2 separate regions of the Homo sapiens genome follow, and region 2 is linked to region 1. Evidence: chromatin contacts called from ENCODE Hi-C or POLR2A ChIA-PET data. All regions are on one chromosome and are shown on one strand. The core of a region is the stretch at or near the end of the contact, and the rest is flanking DNA. Distances in the headings are between cores, read along the strand shown.

Evidence for each region. A loop is a pair of places that touch in the nucleus more often than their neighbours do. ChIA-PET counts read pairs that join two places held with the same protein, here RNA polymerase II (POLR2A). Pooled maps may share reads with other maps.
Region 2: a pooled map shows a loop between it and region 1 (2.8-fold over the local background). The contact joins the enhancer-like site here to the promoter of SNRPA1 in region 1. A Hi-C loop is called at or near these places in 2 of 50 pooled maps. POLR2A ChIA-PET finds 5 or more read pairs at or near these places in 2 of 52 experiments (OCI-LY7 and activated B cell).

The regions. Positions count from the first base shown.
Region 1 is chr15:101,291,791-101,297,806 of GRCh38, forward strand. SNRPA1 (small nuclear ribonucleoprotein polypeptide A') reads right to left here and starts at 3,458. Exons shown (of 9, transcript NM_003090.4): 1 at 3,307-3,458; 2 at 1,235-1,382; 3 at 172-250. The coding sequence starts at 3,388. It overlaps SNRPA1-DT (SNRPA1 divergent transcript), which reads left to right and starts at 3,558. Exons shown (of 2, transcript NR_186319.1): 1 at 3,558-3,939. RefSeq lists enhancers at 1,415-1,494, 2,412-3,043, 3,607-3,656, 3,717-3,806 and a silencer at 3,187-3,376.
Region 2 is chr15:100,937,927-100,943,942 of GRCh38, forward strand. The region is part of intron 2 of LRRK1 (leucine rich repeat kinase 1); the gene reads left to right. Among named protein-coding and RNA genes, the nearest start is that of LRRK1, 22 kb to the left of the region's middle. RefSeq lists enhancers at 3,612-3,751, 3,792-3,941. Within about 2 kb of position 3,690, at least 4 of the 41 ENCODE cell types and tissues checked have a DNase peak (open chromatin) inside an H3K27ac peak, as active enhancers do; they include OCI-LY7, where a contact is called at or near this core.

The DNA of each region.
Region 1 (6,016 bases), core at 2,208-4,707:
AAATATTTGCAACATACGGCTGCAGAACCCAAAAGGCCCAGATCCTGAATTAAGAAAAAGACAAGAAAGAGGATACTGAGATCATTTTCTAGATTTTGTAAATTTTCTGTAGGAAGCACATAGTACCTTTAACCCCACCCACCAAATACATTTTCCTTCTGTGCAACTTACCAGTTCCACGAGACTATTATTGGTGAGAATGAGTTCTGTCAGACAGGGCAGAGCCTGATCAAGTCCCTCACCTATACGGCTAAAATAAAAATAGAGTCTTAGTAAAAGTGAAAATTAAATAAGCTAACAATTTTATCTACCTCCTTGCTCAGAGGATCACAGAGAGACACTTAGAGATCCTTCTTCCAACACCCTGATAAAGAGGAAACAAAGCAAAAAGAACCCTTTTCTGAGGCCACAGGGTCAGCAACAGAAGTGGGATTTTAGACACTGCCTGGGGCTAATTCCACTGTCATACCATCTAGTGGAACCTGAGAAAAGGTGCAACTCCTGGGTGGCACAAACTACTTAACTCACTTCATGATTTTTTGTGCAGGCAGCACAGAAATACAAATAATTCTGGATTCCCAGCTCAGGTACAAGACACAACAACTATACTATAGGGGAATGGTTAACCTATGAGAAATATTTCTATCTGAAGGAAATCCCACTCACCACCCAGTACCTTTAAAGACATTATCTATACACCAAGTGCTTTTTTTCCAATAAAGTTTACACAGAGCTGATGAAGGCAGGGTCAAAAAAGATCTCAATTTCAATAAGTAACAGTCTAGAAATTAGTTGCAGTTAAAAAAAAAAAAAAGCAGAGACGCTCAGTCAAAAGTATAATTGTTACCTTTATATATCCTTTTACTATGACCCCTTTGATAATTGTTTTAGAAGCCAAAATGTATACAAAGCAACATGTTTTTATTTAGAAACTTAACCATGAAAATAAAAATACATGATTTCTGAACAGATACAAGTAAGACTAGACTAATGCCAGGTTAATCTCTGGATCTCTATAGGAAAAGTGAAGTTCATTTCTCATTTTAAGAAAAAACATGTATTGAATGTGGCTTCCATTATGGAAAAAATATTTTTTCAAAATATAAATAAAAAAGAAAAAGAAAAAGAAAAAGAAACATGTAGGTTTAACCAGTAGCACGTGCTACAACTTCTTCAGGAAACACTGCAACATTTACTCTAGGGGAAAAAATTACTTTCCCCTACAGACACGTACCATATTCTGTTGTTGTTCACTAACAATGTTTTCAGTCTTCTCAACAAAGGAAAACCATCCAGTTTCCTGATCTCATTGTCAGAAAAATCAATAGCATCAAACTGGTCTAACGTAGCACCTAGATTTTCAATGACGGGAATTTTATACCCTATAAAATGGAGGAAAAAAACACAAGAGGTATTAATATAACTAAACAGTTGCCCCTTAAAGCATTAGCTGTATTTCATAGTATCTGACTCCAGGCTTTGATTTATTCAGGAAGTATTACCTAGCACCTATGTCGGGTCACGCATGACTTGCCGCTGTTTAAGATACTAGAGAGAAAACGCTGAACGAGTCTCAAGTCCCCAGTGCCATGAAGCTTAGAATCTGATGACAACAAGGACAAGGACAATAACAATGGCTGATATAGGCAGCTAACATTTATAAGAACATTTACAAGGTGCCTCACACTGTCCTAAGTCGTTTGGGCTAGTTAAGCGGAATCGGCACAACAGGAGTTTACACTTGGAGCTGCTTAGTCTCAGTGCCCAAACGGCGTTCAAACATTGTGGACGACAGTTCTCCACTCTTGCATCTCCACAGGCCAGATTCTTAGAACCCATCAGAACAGCCTCAACATATCACGACAGTTCTCCCTCCCCTCCCCCAGCTCCAATTCAGAATTGAAGATCAATGGTTTAAATACAGTAATAAATCTGTGAACACTCAAATGTTAATTTGTCTAATTTGGGCATAATTATTGTGTTAGGCACTATAAGAAAAGAAATATTCCGAAGAAGCAAGGTCTACTAAAAAAAGAACTTACCCAAAGTTAAAGGACACAATTCAGAGCTGTACTACACGTACTGCATCAAAATACGTATTCTCAACACTGCACATGCTCCATAAAGAGAAATGGCAGAGATCATCAAAAGTGGTGAGTTGGGCCGGGCGCAGTGGCTCAAGCCTGTAATCCCAGCACTTCGGGAGACCAAGGCGGGCGGATCACCTGAGGTCGGGAGTTCGAGACCAGCCTGACCAACATGGAGAAACCATGTCTTTACTAAAAATACAAAAAATTAGCCGGGCGTGGTGGCGCATGCCTGTATTCCCAGCTACTCGGGAGGCTTGAGACACAGGAATCACCTGAACCGGGGAGGCGGCGGTTGCAGTGAGCCGAGATCACGCCACTGCGCTCCAGCTGGGGCGGAAAGAGCGAGACTCCATCTCAACACAACACAACACAAAACAGTGGGATTTCCCAAAGGTCGGCAAGAAATCTAAGCAGATCCCGCAGCGATGCTGCTCCGAGGCCATAGGTCCCCATGGGAACAAATCTCAGGCTACGACAGCATGGTCTTATCCTCAGAGAAGTTGCTCTATCACGTCCCTTTTAAAGCCGTCTCCTGAAATGCCAACTAGCTAGCTGCCCTCCCAGTATCTTACCAAGTCTTGCTAAGGTTGAAATAGTACAGGAATCTGAATAATTGCGAGCGCTTCCACAACTTACACACAGCACCCGGCGGTGCAAGCCTGGGTGACACAGTTCAATTTTTAAAACGTCTTCATATAGGGGAAACGCCAGACAATTAAAGCTACTAAGTAGAAAATACTGGAGGAAACAATCGCGGTTGTTCGGGGACTTAGTTTCCTCCCTCACATTAGGAATAATGAACACATATCCTATCTACGCTCAAAATATCATCTGGCGGCAAGTATTAAGAACCAATCCCGCGCCCTGCACTTGCGTTACAACCATTAATGAGCCGCTCTTCCGGGCCCTCAAACAGCCAGCGGCGAAACAGCCAAGCAAGGCCTAACAGGGCCCCACGAGGACGCACCAGGAAGTAATGAAGTCACCCGTGCCTGTCAAGAGGCACGGCGCTAACAGAAGGCTCCCAGGAGCTTAACCGGATGCTCATCTGGCAACAACGGCAAGAATCAGGCCCGGCGTTCCCTGCGCAGCCCGGTCGGAGCCCAGACAACCGGCCCGCGGGCCAAGCTCCGGCCTTCGGTGCACGCGGCAAAGCGCGGAAAATAAGGCGGCTCGGTGCCGCCTGGGGACTGGCCGCCCACGCCCCCGGACTCACCCCGGAGGTCCAGCTCCCGGTCGCGCACCGCGTTGGTGTACTGCGCCGCCTGCTCGATCAGCTCCGCCGTCAGCTTGACCATCCTGCAGCCTCCCGTTCCCCCGCGCTGTGGAAAGCCCGTGGCCTCCCGCCAGCGAGACGTCCCAGCGTGCCCCGCGCCCCGCCGCCAGGCAGCACCAATCGCAGCCGCCGAGTGCGCGCGCAGCTCGACCGCCAGGCCGAAGCAATCGAAGAGCCACGCCTCCGGGGGCGTTCTTGCCGGAAGTCGTGGCGCGCGCACAGGGGATGTGTCTCGTTCTGGGTTGTTTCCTAGGGTGTGTTTCGGAGTCTGGAGGACCCCTGATTCCAGACGTTGGTGTTTAAAAGTTAAGGCGAATGTGGAAACACCCGAGGGGAACTTTCTCATGCATTAGCGCACCTCGAGGTGGGAGGGGAAGCGGTGACTGTCCTCCCTCCACCAGCCGTCGCGGGAACCCGTGGGGTTCAGTGAAGGGTCCAGCAGTTCAGGTGCCCGCCCCGGGCCTGGGCCTTGGCTCCGGGCTACAGTGTGAGATCCCGGGCTAGGTGGCCCGCCTGGGGCAGGTCGCCGGGACAACCCCACCGCCCCGCAAGTCCAGCCCGGCCTCGGGCACGGTAGGGTTTGCGGTTAAGCTTGTGACCTTTAGACTTCTGAATATTCATATGTATGAAATGTGATATACATAAAAGTGTGCATATCAGGAATTTACAGTGATTAATGACCAGAGTGAACACAGCTGCGTAGCCGACACCGGGATCCAAAACACCGCTATTCTGAAAGCCTCCCTCTTTCCCAAAAGGCAACCGCGAACTCAACACTACAAATTCGGTTTGCTTGCTTTTGCTATAAATAGAATCATGCAGTATGCTTTTTTTTTTGGCCTAGTTTCATGGAGTCTATATTATGTCTGGAGTCCATCCAGGTTGCATACAGAGATGGTTTGTTTGCTTTTGCTGCTGAAGAGAATTCCATTGTATATATTATACCATAAATTACTTATTCTGCTGTTGATAGACATCAAAGTTGTTTTCAGTTAGGGCTATTCTGAGTAATGCTACTATGAATTTTCTGGTACGTGGTTCTGATGCACGTTTGCATGAGTTTGTCCTGGAGTGGGACTGCTGGGACATAGGGTATATCTATCATCAATAAGTAATGCCCAACAGTTATGCTAAGAGGCTGAAATAATATACACACTCCAGCGGTGTGTAAGGGTTTTCATGGCTTCCAGCTTCAGCCTTCTTGGCATTTTAACTCTATAACTTCAGCTATTCTGATGGGTGTGTGGTGGTATTGCACTACTGCTTTGCTTTGCTTTTCTCTAATAACTAATGAAGCTGAGAACCTTCTCATGTGTATGGTGCCCATTCTGATAGCTTCCTTGGTTAAGTGTTCTTTCGAGTCCCTGGCTCATTTTTTTTTTTTCCTTATGGAGTTGTCTGCCTTTTTTCTTATTGATTTGTGGAATTTCTTTATATATTAGGGATATGAACACACTCTGTGGCTTGCCTTTTCACTCTTAATGGTGTTGATGATTAGATTTTTTTTTTTTTTTTTTTTTTTTTTTTTTAGACAGGGTCTCACTCTGTCACCTAGGCCGGAGTGCAGTGGTGCCATCAGGACTCACTGCAGCCTTGACCTCTCAGGCTCAAGAGATCCTCCCACCTCAGCCTCCCAAATAGCCGGGACTATAGGCACAGGTCAACAGGCCTGGCTAACTTTTGTATTTTTTGTAGAGACAAGGTTTTGATATGTGGCCCAGGCTGGTCTCCAACTCCTGAGCTCAAGTGATCCACCTGCCTCAGACTCCCACAGTGCTGGGATTACAGGCGTGAGCCGCCTCGCCTGGCTGAGAAGTTTCCAAGTTTTATGTAGTTCAATTATTTTCTTTAGGTTAGTGGATTGGGTGTGTGTGCATGTGCATGTGCCTTAGGAAATCTTCCCTTACCCCCATCATATTTTCCTATGTGGTCTACTAGACGATTGTTTTGCTTTTCACATTTAGTTCTGCAATCCACCCGGAGATGATTCTCCTTGAACTTTTATTGAAGTATGATATACATATAGAAGAATGCAAACTGAACACACCCAACCAACTAGCATCCTCGTAAGAACAGGACATTGCCACATTCCAGAAGCCCTCCTCCTGTCTTCATCTAGTCACCACCCTTGCCCCAAGGGTAACCATTATCCTGCCATCTTGTATAGATTTGCTTTATCTAGTTTTGTATTTATGCAAATGAAGTACCTTGCATATTTTTTGCTAAACATTATGTTTGTGTGTAGATGTAGTTAATCTATTCTCACTGTAATATGGTATTTCATTGTGGATGTTTTACAATTTACTTATCCATTCTGCTGTTGATGAACATTTGGGTAATTTTCACTCTTTTATATTATAAATAGTGTACCTACAAACTCAATAATATATATCTTTATGTGAACACATATACTGATATACTCCCAGGGATGGAATTACTGGGTCATAGGGCTTACTTATGTTCAGCTTAAGTAGGACATAGTTTTCCAAAGTGGTTGCCAACTTAAACTCCTTGCTAACGTTTAGTATTGTCTTTTTAATCTTAGCCATTCTGGTAGATAGGTAATGGTATGAAATTGTGGTTTTAACTGTATTTCCCTAATTACTAACACAATTGAGAACTTTAAAAAATATATTTATGTTTGTTTGGA
Region 2 (6,016 bases), core at 2,440-4,939, 350 kb before region 1:
TACAGCCTTGACAGCCTGGGCTTTAGCGATCCTCCTACCTCATCCTCCTAAGTAGCTGGGACTACAGGCGCACACCACCATGCTTGGCTAATTTTTGTATTTTTTTTTTTTTTGTAGAGATGGGGGTTCACCATGTTGCCCAGGTTGGTCTCGAACTCCTGAGCTCAAGCAATCCACTTGCCTCAGCCTCCCAAGGTGCTGGGATTACAGATGTGAGCCACCACACCCGGCCACTTTTTAAAATTTTTTATTACAGAAACTTTTGAACACAGTACACAAGTAGAGAGAATATTAAAATGCACCCCTTTGTACCCATTACCCAATTTCAGTAATTATCACACATGGGCAATCTTTTTTTTAACCCTCTTGTTTTTAGTTGACATGTAATAATTGTGCTTGTCTATGGGATACAGAGTGATACTTGGATACATGTATACAATGTGTAATGATCAAATAAGGATAATTAGCATATCTATCACCGCAAACATTTTTCATTTCTTGGTGTTGGGAACATGCAAAAGCCACTCTTCTAGCTTTTTGAAAACAGACCACAAACTATTGTTAACTCGATTCCCCCTCCAGTGCTCTGGTGCACTGGAACTTACTCCTCCCATGCAGGTAACCCACCTTCTGCCATCCTCCCTCCTTCCCCCACATGGCCAATCTGCATCCATGTAAACCCCCTTCTCTCTCTTTCCAGATGATTTAGAACCCAATTCCATACTTATAGCTTAAGAAGTCTAGAAAAGAAAAAACAAAATACATTTAACATACGTTTAAATGTATGTTTAAAAGTGTATGTTAATGTATGCCCACAATAGCATGCTGTTGACAGGCTAGGCTTCTGAGAGGGGAGACCCAGGCTGGACCCTTGGCTGGAGAGGGCCGGGTGTGGTGGCTCATGCCTGTAATCCTAGGACTTTAGGAGGCTGAGGTGGGTGGATCACCTGAGGTCAGGAGTTTGGGACCAACCTGACTAACATGGAGAAACCCCATCTCTACTAAAAATACAAAAAACTAGCGAGGCATGGTGGCGGGCACCTGTAATCCCAGCTACTCGGGAGACTGAGACAGGAGAATCGCTTGAACCCAGGAGATGGACGTTACAGTGAGCCCAGATCATGCCATTGCACTCCAGCCTGGGCAACAAGAGTGAAACTCCATCTCAAAATAAATAAAAAAGTCAAAATATCAAATATCTAGTCAGTGTTCAAATGTCCTGCATTGTCTCTGTTTTTATCACTGGTTTGTTTGGGGCAGGTTTGTTGAGTCAGTGCCCTTGCATGCTGGGACATGGGACAGTACAGTTCCTAAGTCTCTTAATTTCTATCTTTCTCCCTCAATTTCTTTTTCATTGCAGTTTCTTTTGTTGATAAAGCCATATTGTTTGTCCTTTGCAATTTTCCACAGTCTGGATTTTTGGCAATTGCATTTCTATGTGTGGCCTGACATGTTCCCACCTTCCCTATGTTTTTGTAGATCCAGAGGCCTGATTAGATTTAGTAAGATGTTTTGGCAAAAATGCCCAATAGATGGTGGGTTCTTCCTCCTGCATCACCTAGTCACAGAATGTCTAATTGTCTCTCTCTGATGTTTAGAGTTTTTTAATGATTTTCAGTGGTGTCAGCGCAATCACTCTTTATAAACGTCCTAATGGTTTTTCGACTTTTCACACAATGGTTTTATCAGTCATTGATGGTTGCTTAGATCAATTATTTAATTTGAGGTTGCAAAGTGGTGTTATTTTAAGTCTATCTTACCTTCTTCATTTATCAGCTGAAAGTGATCTCTAAAGAAGAAATTTCTTCCATTAACTCTGTGGTACCCTGAGTTACAGTTTGTACAGCAAAGTCGGGGTAAATAGTTGGGTTTTTTTCTCTTAGTTTTCTTATTCATTCTACTGAAAATAAGTCAATTCCCTAGCACCTTTTGAAGGCGGCCAATGAAGGTGGGGTTTTTTTTCCTTAGTATCATTATGAACTCATGAATTTTAATTTATTTGATTCTTGATGCTAACGCTGTTCCTCTTTTGCCAGTAGGCCCCCTGAGTAGGTTCCTCTATCTTTTGGCATGACCCCAGAAGTCTTTGATAACTTCCTTGCTTTCTGATGTGACAAGACATCCAGGGCCAGATTGTCCATATCCTGCCCCGGATGCACGATGCACTGTTTCTCCAAGAATCCCTGTGTCCTTTGCTGATGATGCCATGATTTTAAGTTCTCTAATATAGTTTTATCTCTTTGTTTCAGATAATGCTTTTGTGTTCTCACATGTCCTGCTCTCTCTCTCTCTCTCATTTTGTTGTTGATCAGTCTTTCCATAAGATTGTTTATTTCACTAGTCCTTCATTCTTCTTTTTTCTAAATTTACTCTTCTTGACTAGTATCCTGTCACTTCTGAGGACTCATATTTTTGCAACTTGAAAATTATTCTTATTTATTTAAGTATATGTTTCTGAAACTCTCATTAGACACATTTTGAAAAACTTCAAAAAATATCTTCAATGTCTCTCACTCTTTTATCTCTGCTCCCGGCCTCCTTGTCTTTTGGTGCTGCATCCTCCTCTTGGTCTTCCAGATTCCTGATTTGTCCTTCAACGGTGTCTCTGCTCTGCAGCTCACCCACTGTGCTTCACAGTGCAACTCTTCTCGTTTTAATTCCCAAGAGTTTTAGTTGATTCTTGTTTGTGGATGCTGCATCCTCCTGTTTCTCTCCAAGACATCAGTAATATTTATTCTGAATTCATTCTCGCTCTGCTAACATTAATTCTGTGTAGAGAGGGGCCCTGGAGGTGCTGGAAAGCTGGAGCCTGAGATTCTGCTTAGGGAAGCTCCCATGCTAACTCAGTCTTTTCCTCCAAGATAAGGATGAACAGTTGACAATACCAAGCTGTGTTGTGAATCAGGAAAGCCCAAAGCTGTCTTATCTCAGTGACTGTGTGATTTGTGTAGGTTTGCCCCGAACAGTAATGTGAGGATGCAGCAAGATGTGCAGGCCCTCTGACCTGGCTAGACCCTGCCTTGCAGAGACATTGTCACTGTCAGCTGCTCACTTCCTCCTGGGGACTCTGAGGCCCAAGGGGGACAGTGGTGAAATATGACACAGCTTCTCCCCTAGGTGATCAGACTGCTTCCAATGAGCCTGTGCCCTTGGCTACATAAAGAGGAAACATAAATATTTTCTGTGTGTGTGTGTCTGTGTGTGTCTCTTTGTATGTGTGTCTGTGTGTCTGCATATCTATGTGTGTGTCTGTGTGTCTTTGTGCATGTGTGTTTCTGTGTGTGTCTGTATGTGTCTGTGTGTGTGTCTGTGTGTGTCTGTCTGTGTGTGTGTCTGTGTCTCTGTGTGTGTCCGTGTGTGTGTCTGTGTGTGTCTATGTGTGTGTGTCTGTGTGTGTGTGTCTGTGTCTCTGTGTGTGTCTTTGTGTGTGTGTGTGTGTGCCTGTATGTGTGTGTCTGTGTCTCTGTGTGTGTCTGTGTGTGTCTCTGTGTGTGTGTGTGTCTGTGTGTGTGTGTGTGTCTGTGTGTGTCTATGTCTCTGTGTGTGTGTGTGTGTGTGTGTGTGTGTGTGTGTGTGTAAGGTGGGATGTCTCTTCCTGCTGATCGGTGGCCTGCCTGTGTGCTGGCTTGGTTAGAGGAGTTTCGTGCTTCTCTTTATGGCGCTGCTCTTCCTCAGATGCTTGCGGGTGCCTGGGTGGATGCTGACTGTTCTGCTCGGGATTCCCCGTAGCTGTCTGTGAACACAGCATTTGTCACAATAGCCTGCGAAGAGGAGGGCCAGGGGACTGTAGCAGGCTGCCTTGGGGACATCCAGAGCATGGCTTCCGGGTGGTGGGCTCCGTGTGCCTCCTGGGAGTTGCCCAGCACACTTTCTCTTTAGCCCACATCGAGTGTAGACCCATCAGTCCCAGGCTGCCTGGCACAAGCTGGAGAGGGGCCAGATCCACAGGAGTCTGCCCACTATGGCTCCCCACTCCTCCCAGTCGCCCTGCTGGTGACCTGGGGACCCTCTTGCTTCCCATGTCCCCCAGCAGCCTCGGAGCTCTCCCAAGCCTTCTCCACCTCACGCACAGTGGATTCCGGTCTTCTCAGGTCACTTCTTTTCCCATGCTAATAAGGCTTGTTGATATTTGTAATAATTTCTAAGGATTTGGAGCAGGAGGTGGTGGCTGCAGCCGGGCTCAGCCTACTGTCTTGATCTCATCTTCCAGCGTCTCCTGGGCATCTCCAAGGTGTGCACTTGCAGGAAATACTGAGTGAGAATGTCAAGAACCGGCTCTACAGTCGGAAGGAACCGGGTTCAAATCCTGATGCTTCCACAGCTAGTCCTATCTGTGACAGGGGCAGGGTTAGAATCTGTTTGCGGAATGGTTAGCACCATACTAAGTGCACATGCTAGGCAGACCCTCAAAAAAAATGGCCTGTTCTTTTTCTCTTTCTCTGTTGGGCAAATTATGTAGCCTCAACTGGACTCTATTTCTATTAGGGAAAATGATAATAATATTACAATGATTAAAAAGTAGGGTCCTTACAAAATGGTGAGTCCGATTTTATTTGGCTCTAAGCTAGAGAAGGCATGGCTCACAGTTATGGAAGACATGGATTTAAAATGTGGCCAGTCTTCATTTCCAAATGTGTGTACACGAAAGTGTGATGACCCTCAAATCTAATCATCAAAATTAAAGCTGTTTAATTAACATTTTAAATTAAAATGTTTCAATTAAAGTCCAAATCTTTCCTTGCCTTATCTTCAGAATGCTTTTTCTTTTCTTTTTTTTCCAAATTACAAAACCTGTATGTCTCACTGAAGAAAACTGGTACAGTGTGAAGTTCGACAATTCACGGAGTAAGCAAGGCTGACGATGGGTGCCCGGAGTCCCCCTCTGGTTCTGTTGGTAGCAGCCTTGGGTCCTCATGAGGCCTCTCTGCTCACAGTGGGCGGGTGGGGTGTGCACTCACCCGGAGACGGCCTCCATGTCCATGCTGAACAACTCCCAGGGTTCTCCATCCGCCAGTGCTTACTGATCAACCCGTAGTGCTGGCCATCCCTTTTCAACAAGTTTGGAAGGTGCTTTTTTCCCGGTTTTCACAGAGTAACTCAGAAGTGACTTAATAAAAATATGCACAAACTGTCTTGGTATGTTCCAAATTGGGATCTTATATAAAGACTCCTGGGCCTAAGGCAACAGTCTATGTAAAGTGAATTATTTCACTTTCTTAAAATAGGGACAAGATGGCCTGCCTTTCCTTCAAGTGTAATTTTAATCTTTCTGTTTTACTCCAAGGGGGTGTAACAGCTTGCTGAGTCATTGTTTTCTGCCTTTTTAATAAAAATTAATTCAGTGATTTAGAGTGGAAATTCTGCCCCCTCCCTTGGGCAAGTCACTGACTCTCTGGGGACCTCTTTCTTTATCTGTAAGCAGAGCTAATACTAGCATCTGATGGGGTTAAATGAATTAACCTAAGTGTTTCCTTTGAATATTTACTCACTGCCTTTACAAAATAATGTTTCTATTCTCACTTTCTCCCCCAAATTTCTACAAAACAACAAATTTCTATCTTTGTTGTTATTGCCATATGATTTCTAAAAATTTAAATAAACAAGCAGTAGCTTTAGGAAGTTACAAAGATAAACTATCAGAAACTTACTGAATTGGATCTTAGATAATGTCCCTTTTTACTTGGTTCTTTTTTTTTTTTTAAGCTAAAAATAAGTTTAGTTCCTCCTCAGTTCTTGGCATTTTTGTGATCATTTGTTTGCAAGTGATCGTATCTTTTTTTTTTTTTTGTCACTCAGGCAGGAGTGCGATGGTGTGATCTCGGCTCACTGCAACATCCGCCTCCTGGGTTCAAGCGATTCTCCTGCCTCAGCCTCCCAAGCAGCTGGGATTACAGGCGCCCACCAGTATGCCCAGCTAATTTTTGTATTTTTGGTAGAGACAGGGTTTCACCATGTTAGTCAGGCTGGTCTCGAACTCCTGACCTCAGGTGACCTGCCCACCTCGGCCTCCCAAAGT